4 separate regions of the Mus musculus genome follow, and all the other regions are linked to region 3. A link is a loop called in an ENCODE intact Hi-C map of the cell type or tissue named here. Cell type or tissue: heart. All regions are shown on one strand. Each heading gives the region's core, and the rest is flanking DNA. Links, peaks and the distances in the headings are about the cores only.

Region 1 (5,296 bases), core at 1-4,000, 75 kb before region 3:
CCCTTCCCCATGAGGGACTAGTCACATGAACGGTATAGTATCGAATAGAGTTTATTCAGGGCATGGGGAGGGAGTTAAGAGCTTAGAGAGAGGTTTTGGAGGCTGGCCATGAGCATGTGGAGGGGGGTGGGGAGCAGAATGGGGAGGGGGGGTGAGGAGTGGGAGCAAGAGCCAGAGAATGAGGAAGGCACACTTGGCTGTTCCCCTAGACTAAATGCCAACATCAGGAATTCTATAAAGTCATTAATTCATGAAAGTTCATCTTCATGTTGATCTGAAGTTTGCCCAAGAGGGTGGGCTAATCACCCAGGAAGTAATCACATCGGGCTCTAGGCCGTGAGGGTCTCCCGGTGTCCACTCACACGAGGCCACATAAACGGGGACTATGGCAGTGACTAACATGAGAAAGCACATCAACAGCAAGAAGCAACCCTGAGACAGTCTCTGGGGCCGTGCTTCAGCAGAGCACACCCATTGCAGCCAAGCAAGATGGCAGGGGCCGTCTCCTGGGAGCGCACTTGCCCACTGCTGCTCTTCCTGCATGGCGTCTGCCAGGCCAGCATGTGGGCTCAGCAAGTAAAGGTGACTCCCACCAAACCTGGTGGCCTAAGCTCTGTCCCCAGGACCCACATGGTAGAAGGAGAAAGCTGACCCCTGCAAGTTGTTCTTTGACTTCCATATAACGAACAAACCTCGCCCCAGTAAAAAAATACGCTGAGGTTCAAAACATACTTAAGTGCCCAGAAATGCACTTCTCACAGCTCAGTGACTTGGCTTAGGAATCAGGAGGCCTGATGTTAACCCCGTCTCTGCATACCTGAGCTTGGGGCAGAGTGGAAGGAAGCCGTGGAGAGGAGAGGCAGTTCCCTTTGCAGGATCTATTCCTGGTAGCAAGAGCTGCAGGACACAGGACTATATCTGGTTCTTCAGACGTGAGGTCCAAGGTGTTCCTCAGCACCGCCTCAGGCTGAGTACAGCCATCAGGCCCTTTTCTGCCATCCACTAACACTGGGTTCCCTGTCTGAAATGGGGTTAGCCCTACCCCACAGGGTGTGTGAAGTGTTTGCAGGCAAGAGCTGTCTCCCTGACCACCCTCCTGGGCTGGCTGACTAGTTTCTCCTTTTTTTTTTTTTTAGGATTTATCATATATAATATATCATATATATTTTTTATTTTTTATTTTTTATTTTTTATATATATTTTTTATTATCATATATAATATACATATAATATCATATATAATATATCATATATAATATACATATTATATATGATTATTATCATATATAATATACATATTATATATGATAATAAAAAATAAATCCTAAAAAAAAAATATGAACGTCTGTAGCTGACTTCAGACGTTCCAGAAGAGAGCATTAGATCTCATTACGGGTGGTTGTGAGCCACCATGTGGTTGCTGAGATTTGAACTCAGGACCTTTGGAAGAGCAGTCAGTGCTCTTACCCACTGAGCCATCTCCCCAGCCCCCAGGCTGACTAGTTTCTCATTCACTACTCTCCCAAGACCAGTGCCAAATCCTGCCCGGAGCCCGTTAAAATGGCGTCTGTCTAGGATGGGCGGACTGTCTACAGTGACCGTTTAGCTGGGTTTCTCTCGAAGGCTCCGTGGTCTCATGTGACATGTGGGCTGGAGAGGGAAGCGGGATGCCAGAATCTGGAGCTAGGTGGCTCCTTCTAGTGACGTGTTTGTTCTGCAGCAGCCCAGTGGCCACTGTGTCACTGCCGCCCCTGAACAAGGCCTCCCAGTGATTCTCCAGTGATCTGTTTCAGGTATGACGAGGAGCTGGCCCAGGGTGACGGGGCTGAACGAGAGCTTAGAAACCGCCCAGGCCAGCCAGTGGGGCCCAGAGCAGGCCGCTCGAGAGACTCAGGAAGAAGTGTCCTCACAACCTGGAAGTGACCAGCAGCGAGAAGAAGGACCCCAGCTTGGACCTTCCCACAGTCGCTCCACCCAGTCCCTGCTAAACACCCGTTTTGGAATTTCAGTTTTCCAGAGTGCTTTCCTGAGCAGGCCTTGTAAATAAAGACTCAATGCAAGGTGGAGGAGTCCACATCACTGGGGCTCAAGCACTTGCAAGTGCACACATGCACACACACACACACACACGCACGCACGCACGCACGCACACATGCACACACAAAAACAACAGCTTCGGTATGTGATGGAACTTCCTTTTTTAAAGATTTATTATTTTTGAGATAGGTACCTCTGGATGGCCTGGAACTTGCCATGTAGACCAGGCTGGCCTAGAACTCACAGAGATCTACCTGCCTCTGCCTCCCAAGTGCTGGGATTAAAGGTGTGTGCCACCACATCTGACTTTATCTTATTATTTGTGTGTGTGTCCCATGTGTGTGACCCAAGGAAACCAGGAGGGGGCACCAGATTACCCAGAGCTGGGGTTACAGGCTCGTCAAAGTAGGGTTGGGAACTAAAACCTCTGTCTGCGAGAGCAGTGTCTGTAAATGTGAGTCATCTCTCCAGCCCCTGATGAAGCTGCTGCTGCAGCTTCTATTCCTCCTCCCTCCTCCTCCTCCCCTCCCCTCCTCCTCCCCCTCCCTTTCCCTCCTCCTTTTCCTCTCCTCTTCTTCCTCCTCCCCTCCCTTCCTCTTCCCCCTTCCTCCTCTTCCTCCTCCTCATTCTTCTTCCTTCTCCTCTTCTTCTGTTTCTCTCTGTGTCTGTCTCTCTCTCTCTCTCTCTCTCTCTCTCTCTCTCTGTCTTTCTGTCTGTCTGTCTATCTATCTACCTACCTATCTATCTATCTATCTATTTTGGTTTTTCAAGACAGGGTTTCTCTGTATAGCCCTGGCTGAACTGGAACTCACTCTGTAGACCAGGCTGGCCTTGAACTCAAAGATCCACCTGCCTCTGCCTCCCGAGTGCTGGGATGAAAGGCGTGCGCCCCCACTGCCTAGCCATGATGCAACTCCTTAAAATGTGTTCATATTCATTCAACGTTGCATTTTTAAAAGGGTTAAACAACCATGATGTGTTTCAAAAAGATGAAATGTCATGTGTTTCCTGGAGTCACTTTGTTTCGTTCCCTCTGGCGTTGTCAGAGCAGACAGGCGTTTATCTTTACAAGGCCCCTGCTGCTGTGCTCCTGGGGACCAGTGTCTGTCACTTTGGTTTGGAGATGAGGCTGGTCCAGTGAAGCAGGTACAGATCCCAAGGGGAGGTTGCTGTGACTCAGGCTTTGTAGGCACTGCTGGCTGGCAGCCTGCAGCAGTTCACAAGGAACTCCCTGGACACCAGGGGCTCAGAAAAGTATGTGGGGACCAGCTGCCACCTACATAAGCCCTGCTTGAAAATGGGGAAGTGTTTGTTTTGTTTTTTAAGTCTTTCGAGACAGGGTTTCTCTATGTAGCCATGGCTATCCTGGAACTTGCTGTGTAGACCAAGCTGATCTGCTGGGATTAAAGGTATGCACCACCACCACCCAGCACAAGTGGGATTCTCTGACAGTCACACCTGACACCACCCTAGCCCTAGCCCCATCCCCAGCCGCCCTAGCTCTAGCCCCAGCCGCCCTAGCTCTAGCCCCAGCCCCAGCCTCCCTAGCCCTAGCCCCAGCCCCAGCCCCAGCTGCCCTAGCCCCAGCCCTGTCCCCTGTGTCTAGCTGTGCAGGACAAGAGTAGATTTCACCTTATGTGAATCCTTGTCTCCATACCCAATATGCATGCTTTTATCATGTCGCTGCTAGTAAAGGAAAGGTCCTCCTGGTGTGCCTGGTGCCGTGTCAGAGGAGAGGCACAGTCATGCAGCGGGTTCAATCAGGATCTGCAAAGGCTGCAGTTGGGGCAGGCAATTTTCCTGTGTGACTTTCCAGTTAGGCAGGACACTGTACCGTGGGCCACTTAGGTGCTGTGTGTTGGTGACTGGACACAGACCTGTGCTTATTAGCTGTGATCTGGGTGGTCCCATTGGCTCACAGGACTTTGGTTTCTTACAGTATAAAATTAGAGATTCTGGTGTGGTGACTGTTGGGTCCCAAAGAAACTCAGGACAAATGACTAACTGTGGTTCCTGTTAGCACACCAAAGCACACACACCGGGTGGTCAGGCTCACTTAATACCTGTGGCTCCTCTCAGCTCTTCTCACCCAACCCCTACCCTAAACCTCTCCAACCCAGGGGCTTCACTCCACCCCCACCCCCTCCCCCACTCCCTCCCAGCTTCTCTTTCCTATATAACCCTGCCATTAAGCCAAACACTGTCCTTGTCCTCTTGGTCCCCCGCCCCCAACAAACACACGCATCTCTCCTCTTCCTCTCTCAGTTGTCCCCCGCCCCTCGTGGCCCCGTTCAGTCTACCGGCCAAGTTCAGTCCACTACTTTCTCTCCTTGCTCTGGACTCTCTCTCCCTCTGGCTGTGCTCACCCCTTCTCATCAACCACATCTCGGAATGGCCATGTCCTCATTTGCATTCGGTGACATGTGGCTGGAATTCCACGGTTAGGAGGTTAGGGCAGGATAATTGGCATGTGTTCAAAGTCAGCCTGAGCTACACAAGGTCAAGGCCAACCTGAGCTACATGGCTAGACCCCGTCTCAGACTCCCAACTGCAGAATGGGGGTTAGCTGTATTTTCCTCAGAAGGAACAAGGGGCACACGCAGGCTATAACTGGTTCATGTCACTCATTCCTGTGGTTTGGCTCCAATGTGCCCTGCTCCTGAGACAGTGAGTTGCATGGCTCATGGCCCCACCTCTGCCCTACCCGTGAATGGGTAGATGACGCCCACTAAGCTTTGGCAGTTCTAGACCTATGTGGTCCTTACAGTCTGGAGGTCTGGAAGAGGGGGAGGTCCCGGGTCATGCAGGCTGACCCGTGGAAGGATGGAGGATGCTCCACCATTTTGAATAAGCAATAGGTGATTTGTTGGTGACTCGGTGGCTAGTGTGTGTGAGACCGTGCTGAATAGATATGTGTAAGAGGCAAACTGTTGTGGTGATATATTCTCCGGCAGATGTTTCCTCTGCAAACTTCCAGAACACACGCCAGGAGGAAGCCCATGGTGTCAGAACAGGTCATGAGGAACCATTAGCTGGGAAACAGTACTGCTTACTGTCCAGCCCAGGGCTCAAGTGCTCACCCTCTTTGGGACTGTCCCGGATGACAGTCTGTTACTTTCCCCTTATAATGGGTGGGTCCCAAGATCTGGATGAGTGTCTGATTATTTGCATGACTTCTGACATTTGTGAACTATTCCAGGATTAATCTACTGTCTACCTGCTTCCCCATCAGCAAGGTGCTTGAGCTGTGGCCCCTAGA
Region 2 (5,390 bases), core at 528-4,527, 55 kb before region 3:
TCCCAAGTTATTTATTTATTTATTTATTTATTTATTTATTTATTTGAGACAGAGTCTTTCAATGAACCTGGAACTTTTCCTGTCAGTTAGGCTGCCTGGCTAGAAACTCCCCCCAGCATTTGCATTATACATGCATGCTACTCTAGCTTTTTACCCGGTTTCTGGGAATCGGAACTCGGGTCTTCATGTTGGTGCCATAAGTACTTTACCCACAGAACCGTCTCTCCTGCATGCTAATCCCAACTGAGAAATGAAAGCTTAGTGGAGCTTGGTAGTGCAAGCCTTTCACTTCCAGCACATAGGAGGTAGGTCTCTTGTGAGTTTGAAGCCAGCCTGGTCTGTAGTGAGACCCTGCCTCAAACAAAATAAATAAGGAAAATAAATACAAGTGGAAGCAGTTTCATCGACGAGAGAGACCCTGAGACAAGGTCAGCAGCCACTGGCCACCCTGAGAGCCCGGCAGGCTCACTAGTCCTGGTCTTTCCTGGACTTCTGTTTTAAAGTGGAGAAAATCAAGCCCCAAAGAAGGGAAGGAACTTGCAGGGTGGAGTGGCCATTTGCTGCCAAGCAACCCTCCCTACCATATCTCCTCGATTCTTGCATGCCTGAAGTGCTCCAGTGGAGAGGAACCCCTTTCTTTCTCCCTGTAGAGCTCATTGCTTTCTGGGAGGTCTTTGCTCTCTGTCATATTCTATCCACCTTGGGACAGTAAAAATGTCACTGTGTTTGATATTGTTGCCCCTTGTCTTTGCTAGGTTCACCGAACACTTGCCAGCTGCTCCCCCCCACCTTGTATTCTTTTGTTTTGTTTTGTTGAGACAGAGTCTGGATATGTAGCCTTGGCTGTCCTGAATCTCACTATGCAAACCAGGCTGGACTTGAACTCACAGAGCTCTGCCAGCCTCTGCCTCCTGAGAGCTGGGATTAAAGGCATGTACCACCATGCCTGGCTATCTCTACTTCTAGACATTGGAATTACTGAGATGATTTTTTTTTTCTTGAAGGAGTCACAGACATCATTGTTAAAAGGGTATTTTACAGGCAATACAGCTAGCCTCTGGGTAATTAAATAAATACATAAATAAATACATATTGAAAATGTTGGTCACTGTAAGGATATGAGTGGGGGAGGTTATTTTATATTTTCTGGGTGGGGGAGGGGCAAGGTCTCATATAGCTTAGGCTGACCTGAACTCTCTATGCAGTTGAGGATGACTGTGAATTCCTGATCTTTCTGCCTCTACCTCCTAAATGCTGAGATTACAGGCAGGTACCACTATGTCCAGCCTGAAAACTGGACTTCCTGTGTAGCTGGGGATGACCTTGAACTCCTGACCCTCCTGTTCTACCTTCCAAGTGCTACCTACTACATCTGCCTTTTCTGTTTTGTTTTGTTTGCAGGGAGGTTGAGGCAGGGTCTTACTATATATTCCAGGCTGACCTTACCTTTTTTTCTTTCTTTCTTCCAATTACTCGGTTGCGTAGGCTGCCTGGAGCTCTCAGCCATTCTCCTGTATCCGCCTCTTGAGTACTGGGATTACAGACACTAGCCACTGTCTGCCACCATTTACTCTTTACTCCATACAGTTCCCAGAAAGTTACCTGCTGTCAGTTTCTCAGACCCTCACCCACGCATCGCTTACTGTCCTCCTGGCCGGGACTGTGTGAGGTAGTGCTCAGCGAGGTATTAGCCGTTTTGGCTCATTATTTCTCTTTGCTCATAGGGCCAACCTCCTATCTGGCAGCGCTATGTGAGAAGCAGAAAGTCTGTATATTGTCTGGTGCTCTGATGGCCATATCGGCATCCTCTGGAGGGAAGTCTCTCCACCCCACTTCCTCTTCTTTTTTGTGTTTTTGGTTAGCCTGTAACACACTATGTAGACCACAGTGGCCATGAACGCAGAGATCCACCTGCCTCTGCCTCCTGAGTGCTGGGATTAAACGCGTGCGCCACCATCCCTGGCTTGGAGGAAACTTTCTTTAAAAAAAAAAAAAAATTGTGTGTATGAGTGTTAGCATGTCTGTACCTCGTGCGTGCCTGGTACCAACAAAGGCCAGAAGAGGGCGTCAGACAGATAACCCTCCAACTGGAATTTCAGATCAGGGTAAGCCTCTACGTACTAGGTACTTGGAATGGAATCCGGGTCCTCTAGAAAAGTAGCAATTTCTCCAGATCCGAGGAAACTTTCTCAAAGTCCACCTTATCTGAATTATAGATCAGGGACCGCAGTTGTTCTGGGTGCTAGGGAAACCACAAAACTCTGGCCCACTTTAAAAAAAAGTCCTTTAGTCCCGGTCCTTTGGGCGTCTCCCAGGGAGTGACCCGTGTTGGCCTCTCAGCGGCTTAAGTAGTAGCTCCTCGTTTGACTGACAGGAAAGGCCGCTAATGCTAGCCCAAGGTAGTTCCTTTAGCTTCTGGGGGGGCGTGCCGCCTCCGCTTTAGACTATCCAATCTGGAGCGCCGCTGGGCCGAAGGGCGGGGTCTGGATGCAGGCAACCAATAGGGCGAGCACAGCGGGCGCGGCGGGGGCGGCGCGGTCGCGGCTGGCGGCAGAAGCGGCTGCGGCGGGTCTGGGCAGGGCCGGGGAGCTCGGTTGGAGCGGAACGGGAAGGGGTCGGAGTCGCAGCCCGGCCGGGGCGGCGTGCTCAGTGGGACCCGAGGCGAACGGCGGCCGAGGTGAGGGGTGCGCCGCGACGGTTGGGACACGGGTCGGTGGCCGCGCCTACCCCTGTCAGGCCGCGCTGGGGCCGAGCGCGCGGGGCCGCGCCGCTCGAAACTTCTAGTCCGCGCGCGGGGGGCCACGCGCCGGCGGGCGGAGCCCGGGAGGCCCGAAGGGCGGCCGGAGCGGACGAGTCCCACGCGGACGCACTCATGGGGCGCTTTGCAGACTCTTGCCTTCCATTTCCGTCCTCCCCACACTCTGTGACCGCCGTGGTGAGAGCCAAGCCTGACCGGTGAACACGAACTAGGGGTGTGAGGCGAGACAGGAAAGGCTGCATGCTGTCCTTTTTGACTTTCATAGTTTTCGAGACTCAGTGGATCCGAATCGTCAATTCCCTCCTACCTCCCGTGGGGGCTCTAGAGCCGCGTTCTCTTCTCTTCCCAAAGACCCCAGGCTTGCGGACCCCCTCTGAGAAGGTCCACTTTTCTTTTTTTCCAGGAGTGGATCCAGAGGAGCTGGCTAGGGATCTCAAGGCCTTAGAGGTTAGACCTGGAAGTAGACACGCCCCAGGGGTGCTGCGTTCTTGTTGGCCCCTTGAGGGAAGATAGTTTTGGTCCGGGCTGTGTGCACCATCCCTGGCCCTTGTCGGCTTCCCTTGACCGCAGCTGTCCTTAGGTTTAGTGATGAAGGGGGAGTAGGTTGCTGACAGTCTCCAGGGCTACTCATTAGCGGTTTAGCAAAAACACTTCTGCACTGTCCTGATGTAAATCTATTTAATCCCGAGTTGTGGACGTGAGCTCACACCTTCCTACCCCCTGCAGGTTTTCCACTTTGCTTAAGTTCTGGTCTTGCACCTCTGGGATTGTCAGCTTGGAGCCCCTGGTGAAGGGATCAGCCAGGTGAACTGGGTTCTGTGTTAGCCTCCCTCTTCCGTCCCTGGGCGCTCAGATTCACTTTTCCACAGAAGTCCGGATTTGAGAGTTAGCGTAGTTGGGGGTTCTCCTGACTTTCCTGGAACACTCTAGTCTGTGCATTTACACTGAACTGTAGAGTTTGGCAGTCTCCTTGGTGAAGCTATGCTACTTTAGCCGTGAGGCCACTACATGAAAAACTTGTGTGATGTGTGCAGTTTAGAGGCTTTAAAGAAACTGATCATTGGGCTGATGGATATTTATTACTTGGGAAAGTAGCTGAGCACAGAGGAGTAGCTGACTGATTAGATCTGCTCTCTCTGTGCAGGATTTTTAAAGACTCATTGGACTAGAAATGGTATTTTAGTTCATGCTGTTTGGGGAGCTAGGGTTTGTTATTTCCAACCATAATAATTAGTGTAAAAGTGTGTGTATGTAAGAAACACATCTAAGTTTCCATGTTGTCTGGTAGAGAGAGGTGCCATTGGCTTTTCCGTAGTCCTCAGTGCCAGTACAGGTTTCTAATGGCCAGGCATTTCTAGGGGGAAGATAGGGGGTTGCCCTTAGTTTTAAGGGGTTTGTTTTGGACGCAGGGTCTCACTGAGTAGGCCAGGTTGGCTTGGACTTTTCAGAGATCTGCCTGCCCCTGCCTCTTGAGGGCTGAGATTGAAGGTGTATTACACCGTACCTGGCCACCCTTAATCTTTTTATTCTTTTCTTTTACCTGAAAGTCCATGCTGATGGGTTAAGGCCTGATTCTTAGGCTTCCTGGTTCTGAAAGGGGGGGGGTCATCACTCGGTTGTTACGGATGTTATGGACTATCAAATAACAGTAATAAAATTGCTAACTGTTGTGGCATCGTGTGAAGCATACGTGAGTGCTCTATGGCCAGCTTCACCTGAAACCAACCGCTCAGCTGACTCTGGCCTGCCTTATCTACCATCCCATTGTACCTGGCTTCCTGGAAGCCACCCTTTAGATTATGTAGGTAATAATCATGTTCACATGGGCCGAAGTGCCTGCTCAGTTTTTTTCCAGTTGGGAGCTACAGCTGCATACCTGAAGGCAGCAGAGGGAGGCAGGGCTGAGGTATGCAGTCGATTTGTATACTAGGGGCAGAGTCCTTTAAGGCCTCTGCACACCCTCCTCACACCTGAAAGTAGACCCGATGTCTAAATGGGCCTGAACTTGTCCCCGATGGATCTCAACGGTGGCTGGTGGTCTTTGGAATGGCTCTTTGGGGATTTATTTCCTCCCCCTGCCCCCGAATTTTAATATCCAGATGGCTGTGCTGTCTGCTGACTAGAGGCCATCTTAACAAGGACAGGTCTCCCGGGGCTGGGAGATGCTCAGTCAGTGAAGCACCTGATGTGCAAACCTAAGGACCTGCGCTTGAACCCCCAGCAAAAAATAAGGTGAGGACGGGGCATGGCTCAGTGGCTAAGAGCTGTAAGATCCTTACAGAGGATCTGGGTTTGAGTCACAGCACCCACGTGGTACCACAACCACCTGTAACTGCAGTCTCAGGGGATCCTGTGTCCTCTGCTAACCTCTGAGGCACCAGGCATGTTTGTACACGGTGCACTTACATACATACATACAGGCAAATGGCCATGGCATAAAATTAAGAACTCTAATGCAAAATAAAGTGGACAGTCATCAAACTCTGTCCTGCACTTGCACACAGGTGCACACACAGAGTAGTTCTCCCACTGTGCACTTGCCTGTAATTCTACCCTTTGGGAGGCTGAGACAGGGAAATCTCTGGTCTGAGGCCAGTTTGGACTGCCCAAAACACTCAAATCCTATAAATGT
Region 3 (5,390 bases), core at 612-4,611:
GGTGTGAGGCCATGTGTTAGCTCAGGCCTGAACCAGGTGGTTTGTGTGCTCAAGAGATGCAGGACCCCTGTCCTTCTTCCTAAGGGACTGAGTGGACACACACTGAAGCTGGCAGCAGAGGGCCTCAGCTGGGCTGGAGGGTGCCTGTGTGGTTGGAGGGAGCAGAGCCTGAGCTTTTCATTGTTGTTGAGCCGCTGAACCCACTTGTGATGAATATGGTAGTGCTGGGCTCTCTTTCAGCCTTTAGAAGGACTTGAAGAAAAGAACATAGAATAAAATGGGAAGGGGACAGGTGTATTGATAAAGTAATTTTAGCCACTGGAGTTAAAACCTCTTCAAATAGTTTCCTTCTGTGGATCTCATCTCCCTGATTCAAAGTCACTCAGACTTCAGCCCCCCCCCCTAAAATGTCTGACAAGTTTTAGCAGAGTGAGGTATCCAAAGAAACGTGGATGCTACAGAGAAGGCCGTGAAGAAAAGAGGGCAGTGATACAGACCCACGCCCTCGGAGTTCCCATTTGTGGTGTGGTGGTGTAGCCTTTAATCCTAACACTCAGGAAGCAGAGGTAGATGGAACTCTGTGAGTTTGAGGCTAACCTAATCTACAGAGTTTCAGGAGAGCTAGGGCTATGTAGAGAGACCCTGTTGATAGGCAGGCAGGCAGACAGACAGACAAAATACAAAAAGGTGTTAGACATTGAAAGTGGTTTTGAGTGGGAGTTTGAGGCTAGGATACTGCCTGCCTCACCCAGGTCTGTAGTGCAGGAAGGGCATGGCAGACAGGAGGCGTGAACTGGCTGTACCTACAGTGCAGTGGCAGTAGAGTACCCACTTGGTCAGAGCTGTGTGCTCTGGGGGTGGGGTGGGAGGGCGAGGCTTGGGGACTGACAGTTTGGTGGGAAGCGAGCAGAGCTGGAGCTGTGGAGGCCATGGAGGGGCATGCATGGTCACTGGGCTGATTTCTCTCGAAGCTGGGAGGCTTGTCCTGGGATGTGGCCATGTGGGACCACCCTTCATCCCAACATGGCATCATTCAGGAAACAAAATGTCTTTGCCGGTTTGGTATTTCTTTCAAAAGCATTCTGTGTGGTTGGATGACATTTCAAATAGCTCAGGAGGCTGTTAACAGTAGAGTCTCCCCATGCCAGGGGCACATGTGACTGAGTGAGGACTGTGTAGCCATGAGCTTTGAGAGGTCACAGTTGCTGCCGTCCAGCAGGACACGTATGATGCTGCCCCGCAGCTGCCTGTGTTCCATCTCTGCACAGCCCTTGTCCTGGCTGCCTGGTGCCCCATGCTTCAAGTGTATTTCCTCTTCTCCTTTTAAGTCTCTTCTCATCTTTCTTTCCTTTCTCAGACAGGAGTTTACTGTTGGGAAAGCTGACCTTGTCGGTTCTACTTCCTCAGCCTCCCTGGTGCCAGACTCACGCCTCTGAGTCACTTCTCCCCGCTACAGTATCAGCATTTGATGGACACCAAAGTAGCTCTGAGTTTTCAGGGTTGTTTTTTTTTTTTCTGAACAGTCCCACAGTGAACTCTTAGCTCTCCTGGCTGAGCTTATCCATAGGGTAAACTTGCAGCTGAAACAGGTCCCAGGATAGATGGTAACTTCTCACATTGAGGTTGGATAATGTGCAGAGCTAAGGACAGATACAAAATATACAAGCTTGGGCTTTGTTTTTTTTTTTTTTAAGATTTACTTTTAATTATGTGAGTGTATGTGTGAGTGAAAGGGGACATGTGTATGAGGCACAGGTGCCCAAAGAGGCCAGACACATCGGATTCCCCTGGAGCTAGGTGTTCAGATGGTTGTGAGCTGTCTGACGTGGATCCTGGGAACCAAACTGGCATCACCTGCAAGAGCAGTAAATGCTCTTAAGTGCCCCATGCTTGGTTTTAAATAGCATGTCTTACTGCGTGGTTTTAGTTCTGAAAAGCTAAGTGCAGAGGTCCAGTCCAAGTTACTGTGCATCCTGTAGGTGAGATCCCATTGGTCCCTCTGCAGCTTTTGGTGCTGACCTCCCTGAGCCTAGTACATAGCAGGCCCGTCACTCTCCTGTCCCTTTACTGAGAGGTACCTGTCCCTACTTCCCGTCTTTTGGAGTCTTCTGAGGACATACTTGATCTCACCAAGTCCCTGTCCCTCACACTTCTTTCCCTAGCACCTATATTTCCTCTGTCCTAGAATTTAGCACACTGTGTGGCTCTGTCACTTAGCTGCATGGCAGGGTATCCTAGGGAGAATATCAACTCCAGGAGGACAGAGACTGTTAGCAGTTTAGGACAGTTGCTAGTATGTGGGAGATGTTTGTGGAATGAATGACTAACTGTGTACACTTATTTAAAGACTGCTGGCTGCCCACCTCACCCTGGGGCTGCACAGTGACTCGGAAGAGGCAGACATTTCCTAGGGACTGAAGAATATTCTGTGCAGGTAATGAGTAAGAAAGAAGCTTGTGTACCCATGGGACAGAAAGTGGCCTGGGAAGGCCGTGTGTGTACCACTGCTGCCCTCTGCGGCTAGTGCTTGGCAGGGATTTCAGAGGAGAGCTTCCTCTCATCTTTCAGGGAAGACAGGCAAGCACAGTTCTCGGACCCCCGTGCTTTCTGCAGTAGCCTGTAGGCCTCAGGAAGGCCTCTTGGTTTTTCCTCTGGAATGAACTAAAGGGATTAAAGTGAAGCTAGACGTCTTATGTAACACATCCTTTGTGTACCTGATACCTGTTATCAGGCCTGAAATGGTAGGAGGAGGTTATGCCAGCCTCCAGCTGGGGCCAAGGGCAGCTGTGGCCTCATCTGTTAACCTCTAAGCTTCTGCATGCTGGCAAAAGACTGGCTCTGGGACACGTGTGACATTGTACAGCTAGAAAAGTCACTAGAAGTAGGAACCTAGGCACTCTTGCCACATTCTTGCTCCTGGATTCCTAAGGAGTGCCTCTTAAACAGGATTGCTTAATAACTGTCTAAGGAGGGCTTACTGTGTGCTGGCCTTAGGGTCTCACACTGTGGCTCAGATGGCCTAGGGCATGTTCTGCAACCCAGGCGGCCTTGAACCCAGCAGTCCTTTTGCCTCTTGAGCTTCCTAAGTGCTGAGATGTCAGGCATTGGCCACCAATGTGGCTTTTTTAATTAGTTTCTTGCTGGCAGGTTATATGTTTATTGTACCATCAACTGGACTGGATTTAGAATCACCTAGGAAACATACGTCTAGTCAAGTCTGTGAGGGCGTATCCAGGTTTAGCCGAGAAGGGAAGGCCTACTCTAAATGTGGGCAGTACGTCCAATGGGTGTGGGTCCTAGGCTAAATAAAAAGGAGGAAGTTAGTTGAGTCCCATCTCTGCTCTCCGGGCTATGAATGCAGTGTGACCAGCTGACTCAGACTGGGGTATCTCCATCACTGATGGATTGTGTCATCAAACCATGAGCTCAAACCCTTCATACCTCAAGCTGGCTTTGTCAGTGGCCTATGCTGTCCTTGCCACTTATGTAACTGGGATGTTGAGGCCTCTAGGAAGAGCTGGGCTGAGGCACTGTCCATTGTCTCATGCGTGATGGGCAGCTCACTGAGTGCCTGCAGAAGCCCTGCATGCCTCTAAGAGGTCCATAAGGGAGGAGCCTTTAGCTGGGAGTCCTGTGCGCCCAAGTCACTCGCTCAGCTGCTGGAACTTGTATTGAAGCTCTTGATGTGTAGTGTGTGCCCTCTTCCTCCCGCTGACGGGATGGAGATCCCTGGCTTCTCATCCCTCGGCAGCAGCACGGGGAGTCCTCGGAACCCAGAACACTGCTCAAGCTTTAGAGCTTAGTTCCTTTAGGAAGGAGTCACTGTCTGAGTGTGAACCAGAGTGTGAACTCACAAACCATATGCTAGACCCAGTCCGTTTTTAACAAAGAGCGGTGATAGCTTTTTGTGCTTTTGTGCTTTTCTGGAGTTCTTTAGTAACTGTTATCTCCAATGCACTCCTGAACCTAGACCTGCAGTCTACCACTCAGCCACACCTTAAAGCCCACTTGAGCCCCTTAGTGCCACAGAGGAGGGCTGTGAGTCATGAGGAGGGCGCCTGCTTTCCCACCACAGTCAGCAGGGAAGCCCCAGAGCCACAGCTTCTGCTTCTGAAGGAGTGGCCTTCAGGCCTGCAGCACACTGAGTCTGAGGAGGGTGGTGGACATTCAGCGGGCATTGTGGAGTGACTGTGTTAGGGTTTTGTTTTTCTCTTTCTCTTCCCCGACCCCTCCTGCTACTGTGACAGATGTCTGAGAAAACAGTGTACTGGGAGTAAAGGCTTGGTTTGGCTCATGGTTTCCATCCTGCTCATCTCCATAGGGGCAGCGAACCAGAGAGAGAGAAAGGGCCAGAACATGTTCCCAGTGACCTCCTTCCTCCAAGTGATGTCATCATGTTCTCAGTCTTAGAGCAAAAGCAGTTTGGGGAATTAATGTGTTGATGTCACCAGAGTCCTCTGACTGATTGGAACACCAGCTGAGTAGCAGACCTTCAGCACAGCTCTGGAGGATACGGTGCTATATCCAACCAGCAGGTGCTGGAACAGTGGTTTGAATCCTGGATACTTAGTTGCCTGCATGTAAAGTGACATTAGGAGCACATGTGTGTAGAGGTTTTGAGGATCAAGAAACTTGCTGCATAGGCTTAGCATAGACTACCTGTTGGTTCTAAGAGGTGTGCAGAACACGGCAGCTCCATATTCTTACCACGTACTTCTACGTAGAACAAAAGACTTATATACCTGGCTAAAGCAGGCTTGCTGAATTTGATACAAACATGGCTGCCTCTAGAATAAGAGCCTTCTGTGGGAGCATAATTTAGCCATTGCTTAGTAACTAAATACATATGTGACATCATCAGGCAGCTGTTCTAGTTACTTCCTTGATAATCTTTGACTATCAATCTATGGAGTTAAGTGTGGCTCTTTTGGGGTGCCACTTACCTGTCCTTGTTGATAGCTGGTTCTCATCCATAAGGGATGGCTCTCGTATTAGTATCCCTATTAGAAGAGACAGAGTTTGGACAAGAGAGGATTTTGATCTGGAAGCCCTTTTGGAGTATGGTTATGTCCTGTGCCTGGTCCTCTTACCTTAGAGCTGTTTCTCTGTAGCTATAGGTGTTCTTAGTTATATATCACTATGCATCCTGGTGCTCCTGGAACTCACTATGTAGACTGGGTTGGAGCTAAATTCACAGAGGTTGTCCTCTACCTCCTGGGTACTAGGATTAAAGGGTATGTCACCATGCCAGGCTGAGTGCTTACATCTTGAAGATCCACAACTAGAAGCACAGAGAGAACACTGGGAGTCAAAGAAGTCTTTTGAAACCTCAGAGCTCCCCACCAGTGGCAGATCTTTTCCAACAATGGCACACCTAGCCCTTCCCAAAC
Region 4 (5,390 bases), core at 946-4,945, 61 kb before region 3:
TGAGACAGGCTCTTACATAGTTCAAAGTAGTTTTGAACTTACTATGTGGCTAAGGGTGACTTTGGACTCCTATTGTGCCTGCTTTTATCTCCTAAGTGTTAGGACTGATTAGAGGAATGCACTGCCTCATGCCTGTGTTTTAATTCTCAATTTTACTTTAAAAACTGTTTCTGAAAAAAAAAAAAAAGTTCTTCCTATGTAGCCCAGGCTTTGCTGAGACCCATGATCCTCCTGCCTCTGCCTCCCCAGTGCTGGGATTATAGTTGTGAACACAGAGTGAAGATTTTTAGGGTAGTTGCAGGACTCTGTAGGATAAGGGTAGGCCCAGGAATTGGTCAAACCCCATGGAAAACAACACAGAGCATAACCCCTACTGTGTGCTGTGAACTTCAGTTAGTAGCGATATACTAGTGTTGATCAGTCATTTGTAACAACTGTGCCCACACTGACTTACGATCTAAGTGAGAGATGGTGGCGAGAGGGGCAGAGGGGAGGAGTGAGTGCAGACATGAGGAAAATCACCTCTGTGCCCACCGACCTGAGATCTCAGTGATGGATGCTGGTGATGGAGATCAGAGGAGAGGAGTGCAGGCCTTCTTCCCTCCCCAAAGGCCTCAGCCATCGCAGGTATGCAAGAGCTTTAGTTGAATCCCCATCATGGAATTCTTAGGGGCTATGCAACCCGGTCACAAGCAACATGAACAGACAGTTCCCAAAGGATCATTTGGATGGCTGTGCTGGGGCAGGAGACTTTGGTCATGCTTAGCAATGGGATAGGAGGCTCTTAGAGAGTAGGGCAGAGCTGGCTAAGTTCAGCCTCCCTTTTGTGGGGCTTGGATAAGGAATGTCAGTTGCGTTGTGGGAATTTCTGACTGTGGGGGCTGTCGTGTTAGTGCCTGGTTCCCAGGCGGTCCTTGGCAGGGTCTGGCACTGGGTAGTTAGCTGTCTGGGCACACTGCTGGAATGCTCTGACCTGTGATTAGCCAGGCCAGGCTTGGCTCTCTCTGCTGCCCACATGATACTCCCATCAGCCTTAATGAGTGCACGTGCTGCAATCTGAAACTGGAGCCAGGGCTGGAACCAGTTGCACAGAAAATAGAAGTGTCACAACAGGAAGGGTGCGTCCAGTCTGCCAAGGGACAGCTGGGTTCGGGGATGGGGGTGGGGGGGAGTTGGCCTGCTCCTCTGTCCACCCCAACCCCCGGCCACCTGGGAGCTTCTGAGATCCATATGCCTAGAGGAAGAAGGCTGAGATCACCTTGCTGGATTTGGGCCCTTCTGGCCTCCCTAGCCTTGGCCTTACCCTGGAAGGATGATCTTGTGTTACCACTCCAACCACACACATTCCCATTACTGACTGACCTTCAGGCACCTTCCCAATTCTGCTTATCTCTGAGGACCTACTCTGGGGTCTCTCAGGACCTGATGTGCCCTGCTCAGGTGTCTCTTTCCCGCCCGGCTCCTATCTTCTTTCCTGCTGCCCCATCTAGCAGGGGATGTTGGGAGGTGAGGTTGTGTAGCAAGGAACCTACCTACCCTGTGTCTGTTGAATTTAGTTCCAAGGGGAGAGGGGAAAGAACATTGGAGAAATTGAGAGGTGGAGGCAAGTTTGAAAGGGGTCCCTGACTACTGGCTGGAGGACCTGGCGCAGCTCTCCTGACTTCCCCAGGCCTGACTGCCTCAGCTTGGTAGGACCATAGGTCCCCTCTGTCACCTTTGCACTTTGTGGCTCTGGATTCCAAATGTTCAACATATCATCCTCTGGCCACTCTCTGTCCCTGACTGCCCAATAGTGGCATTTGGGGCATGAAATCTTATTCTGTGCTTTGTTTTCTTTTTTTCTAATAAATTTATTTTTATGCGTGTGTTTTGCTCACCCCACCGGTGTGCAGGTGCATCGAGTAAGATGCCTGATGCCTTTGGAGGTCGGAAGAGGATGTTGGATTCCCGTGAACTGAGTTACGAATGGTTATAAGCCACTGTGTGGATGCTGGGAAGCCAGCCCAGGACTCCTACAAAAGCACCAGGTGCTCTTAACCACTGAGTGACATTCACTGCACACAGGCCTCGGGAGGAAGAGAGAAACCCACCATCATGTGATTATGAGCATACTGGGTGGGACACAGCTCTAGGTCACGTGATTGAAACCCATGGGTATCTCCCATCCTCCTTGGGCCCGCTATCCTTGTTGGCAGCATCTTCTCCTTGTTCTCTTCTTTCCCCTTTCTTTCCTCCCCCTCCCCACCCCCTGCTTTGAGGTAGGTTTCATGTACCCCAGGCTGGCCTTACCTTAAACTTGGTATTTATCCAAGGATACTCTTGAACTTGTGATCCTCCTGCTTCTGCCTTCTAAATGCTGGGGTTACAGGAGTGGGGGACCACGCCTGGCGTCTGTGGTTCTGAGGACTGAACTTGGGCTTTGTGTGTACTAGGCAAACAGTCTACTGACTGAGCCACACCCTCAGCCCCCATTAAAAAGAATCTTTCTGTGTTGTGTGTATGTGGGATATGTGTGTGCATGTATGTGTGAGTATGTCTGTGGTATGTGTATGTATATGTATCTGTGATGTGTGTGTGTGTGTGTGTGTGTGTGTGTGTGTGTAGTGTGTTTCCCAGGCTAGCTGGCCTGAGCACCTCTAGGCACTCTCTTGTGTCTGCCTCCCATGTCCCTCTAGGAGCACTGGGATTGCAGATGCTCTTCTATGTCCAGCTTGTTCTGGGAAACCAAACTGAGGTCTGCAGGTGGATGGGGCAACACACTTTACTCCTGAGCCATCTCCCTGACCCAGGTCCATTATCTCCGGCAGATCCCGAGGGAAACAGAAGTGGGTGCCACAGTCAAGCATTCATGAATGCAGAGTTGCCTAAACTTGGACTGGAGTTGGCCTCACCTGCTTGCTGCCCCCACAGGGCTGTCTGAGATAGAATGTGGGTGCTAAGTAGTCCCAGCTAGGGTGGAGGCTCCCCCAAGGGAGATGACGTGAGGGTCAGAAGGGAACCTGGGCGGGTCATCTGAGAATGTGGATGACAGGGCAGGACAGGCACGCTGGAGGAAGAGGACATGGATGGCATCTGTCTGTGGTGACAGACAGCAGCAGACAGGTGGTGCTGGCTGAGCCAGGCCAGTTCTGTCCACTCTTAGGAAGAAAGGGAGGCGGGGACCTCAGCTGCTTGTTTCTCCCCACCCCTTCCATTCTATTCAGGCCAGGAGGCAGCTCTGAGGCATAGATGCATCCTGGCATGGGCTGGCACCCAGCGCTGGTGGAGCAAGCCTTCACTGCCTGGTGCTCATGACACTAAACACTTCCCATATAGGCAGAACTGCTTTCTACAGCCATTCCGAGGGAGGGCCAGCTATCCTCATTCTCCAATCAGACAAGCCTGCAGAGGCTGAGGAGTGACAGGCAGGCTTGCCCAGTCTTCTGACTTAGAGAAATGATGGGGGAGGCTTTGAAATTCACCTTTGTCCCAGAATGTCCGCTAAACTCTTGGGCCATGGGCTTACTGGGCATTTTTCTCTTACTCTCTTCTTCCCCGTTCCTGCCTTCCTTCTCTAGGGTATCTCTAAGGTACCATCTCTAAGGTATCGTTATAAAATATATGGGAGATGGAAGAGTAGATAGGAGAGTGCACACCTGGCCTTCCTCCAGTTGCTATTGCCATGGCAACAGTTACTTGGAGGTGCCTGACAAAGGACCACAGCCTCCACCTGGGGGGTTGAAAACAATGATGCTTAAAATCAGAGCTCTGGCAGGGGTGGTTGATAAGGAGCTACACAGGAGAAGGAGGGTGTCCTGCCAACACAGATTCCTTTCTGAATCCCAAGTGTCATTTTACAACTTGCAGGCTCCATAGCCCATGGTCCAAAGAGCATCTTTGATTGCAGTGAAAGAATGTGAGAATGTTCCAAACTTTTATAAGTGTGTGTGTGTGTGTGTGTGTGTGTGTGTGTGTGTGTGTGCCCTTAGAGGCCAGAAGATAGAGCAGGATAGTTGCAGTGCAAGCCTTTAATTCCAGGACTCAGGAGGCAGAGGCAGGCAGATCTCTGTGAGTTTGAAGCCAGCCTGATCTACAGATAGAGTTCCTGGACAACCAAGGCTACACAGGGAAGCTCTGTCTGAAAGCCAAACAAAGCAGAACATTTTAAGATAGGGTCATGTGAGCCGGGCATGGTGGCTCACGCCTTTAATCCCAGCACTTGGGAGGCAGAGGCAGGCAGATTTCTGAGTTTGAGGCCAGCCTGGTCTACAGAGTGAGTTCCAGGACAGCCAGGGCTAGACAGAGAAACCCTGTCTTGAAAAAAAAAAAAAAAGATAGGGTCATGTGTAGATCAAGTGGCTTTCTTCATCCTCCTGCCTCTGCCTCCCAAATACAGGAAATTAGGCTTGCACTACCGCATATGACTGCTGTTGTGTGGAGTTAGAGTCTGGCTGAGTTCAGGGTGGTTTTGAACTCTTGTTCCTCCTGCCTCTACCTGAGTGGTTGGTCAGGTTAAGGTGCGCACCACCATGGCCAGCTCCACGGGGAACTTATTTTTGTAACTTTCATCAAATCAAGTCTGGGCCTTATTGGGTCTTCATTCAAATTTCACTTGGTCCAACTTGGCACAAATGGTAGTCCTGTGCTACAGACCTTCCACATGGGTTTTCCACTTAGTAGAAGTTAGAGTTTCCACCAGGATCTATGCCCTGAAGTAGTGGGAGGCAGGAGAAACAGTAGAAATGTAGGACAGACACACCTGTAAGACTTTTTGCAATCCCAGCTCCTGGGAGATTGAGGCAGGAGAATCAGGAGTTCAAGGTCACCCTTGGCTATCTGGTGAGTCCTGGCCAGTTCAGGCAGCTACGGACAGTTTGCCTTAGTTGTCTGTCAGAAGGCAGTGAGATGTCTCAGCAAATAAAAGTGCTTACTCTCTAGTCTGATGACCTGAGTTTGATCCCTGGGCCCTACAAGGTGGAAGGAGTGGACTTTCTCCAGTGGGTTGGCCTCTGACCTTTCTCACATGTCCTGTGCAGTGAATACACACAAACAGATAATTGGTTTAAAAAAAAAAACAACAACCAATTGAGGATTGTATGTAAGTGGACTGACATGGCTTCATCAAGTGCTGGCCACACCCTCTTAGGGATACTCCATTCATAGGTTGTGCAGTGTCCCTCCATCTTAGGGTCCATGAGGGTGAATGCAGGCAGCACGTGAGAGTGGAGTGCTGTACCTGCCTGTCTTTATCTATGAGTCTATGTGCACAGGCCAAAGAATAAAGCATTTAAGCAGGCAAGGGCGGGGTGGCAGCTTCCTAATCGGTGACACATTCATTCCACGCATTTGGCAGCAGTTCGCTTCATTCCTAGGTAGATCCAGGAATGTGTTCTTCTGGCCCCAACAGTTAA

Evidence for each region. Peaks named below come from ENCODE experiments on the same cell type or tissue, not always from the same donor. Only the 100,000 strongest peaks of a DNase experiment are listed, where the experiment ranks them.
Region 1: it touches region 3 in a loop (1.8-fold over the local background); 3 of 42 quality-filtered maps call a loop at or near these places.
Region 2: it touches region 3 in a loop (2.1-fold over the local background); 7 of 42 quality-filtered maps call a loop at or near these places.
Region 4: it touches region 3 in a loop (1.9-fold over the local background); 6 of 42 quality-filtered maps call a loop at or near these places.

What each region holds. Positions count from the first base shown.
Region 1 is chr15:83,480,811-83,486,106 of GRCm38, reverse strand. Ttll1 (tubulin tyrosine ligase-like 1) reads left to right here. Exons shown (of 12, transcript NM_178869.4): 12 at 1,794-2,338. The coding sequence ends at 1,923. Among named protein-coding and RNA genes, the nearest start is that of Gm52181, 5.4 kb to the right of the region's middle. In heart, for the core only: a CTCF peak has its summit at 2,390 (motif pointing right); no DNase peak of the experiment used is centred there.
Region 2 is chr15:83,461,746-83,467,135 of GRCm38, reverse strand. It overlaps Pacsin2 (protein kinase C and casein kinase substrate in neurons 2), which reads left to right and starts at 2,530. Exons shown (of 11, transcript NM_001159509.1): 1 at 2,530-2,677. In heart, for the core only: a CTCF peak has its summit at 2,057 (motif pointing right); DNase peaks (open chromatin) are centred at 565, 1,725 and 2,465; H3K4me3 peaks cover 2,404 bases; H3K27ac peaks cover 1,965 bases.
Region 3 is chr15:83,406,358-83,411,747 of GRCm38, reverse strand. The region is part of intron 1 of Pacsin2 (protein kinase C and casein kinase substrate in neurons 2); the gene reads left to right. Among named protein-coding and RNA genes, the nearest start is that of Gm41368, 23 kb to the right of the region's middle. In heart, for the core only: a CTCF peak has its summit at 2,504; DNase peaks (open chromatin) are centred at 1,337, 2,606, 3,261 and 4,137; H3K27ac peaks cover 2,387 bases.
Region 4 is chr15:83,467,330-83,472,719 of GRCm38, reverse strand. No RefSeq gene overlaps it. Among named protein-coding and RNA genes, the nearest start is that of Pacsin2, 5.4 kb to the right of the region's middle. In heart, for the core only: a CTCF peak has its summit at 3,113; DNase peaks (open chromatin) are centred at 1,109 and 3,129; H3K27ac peaks cover 689 bases.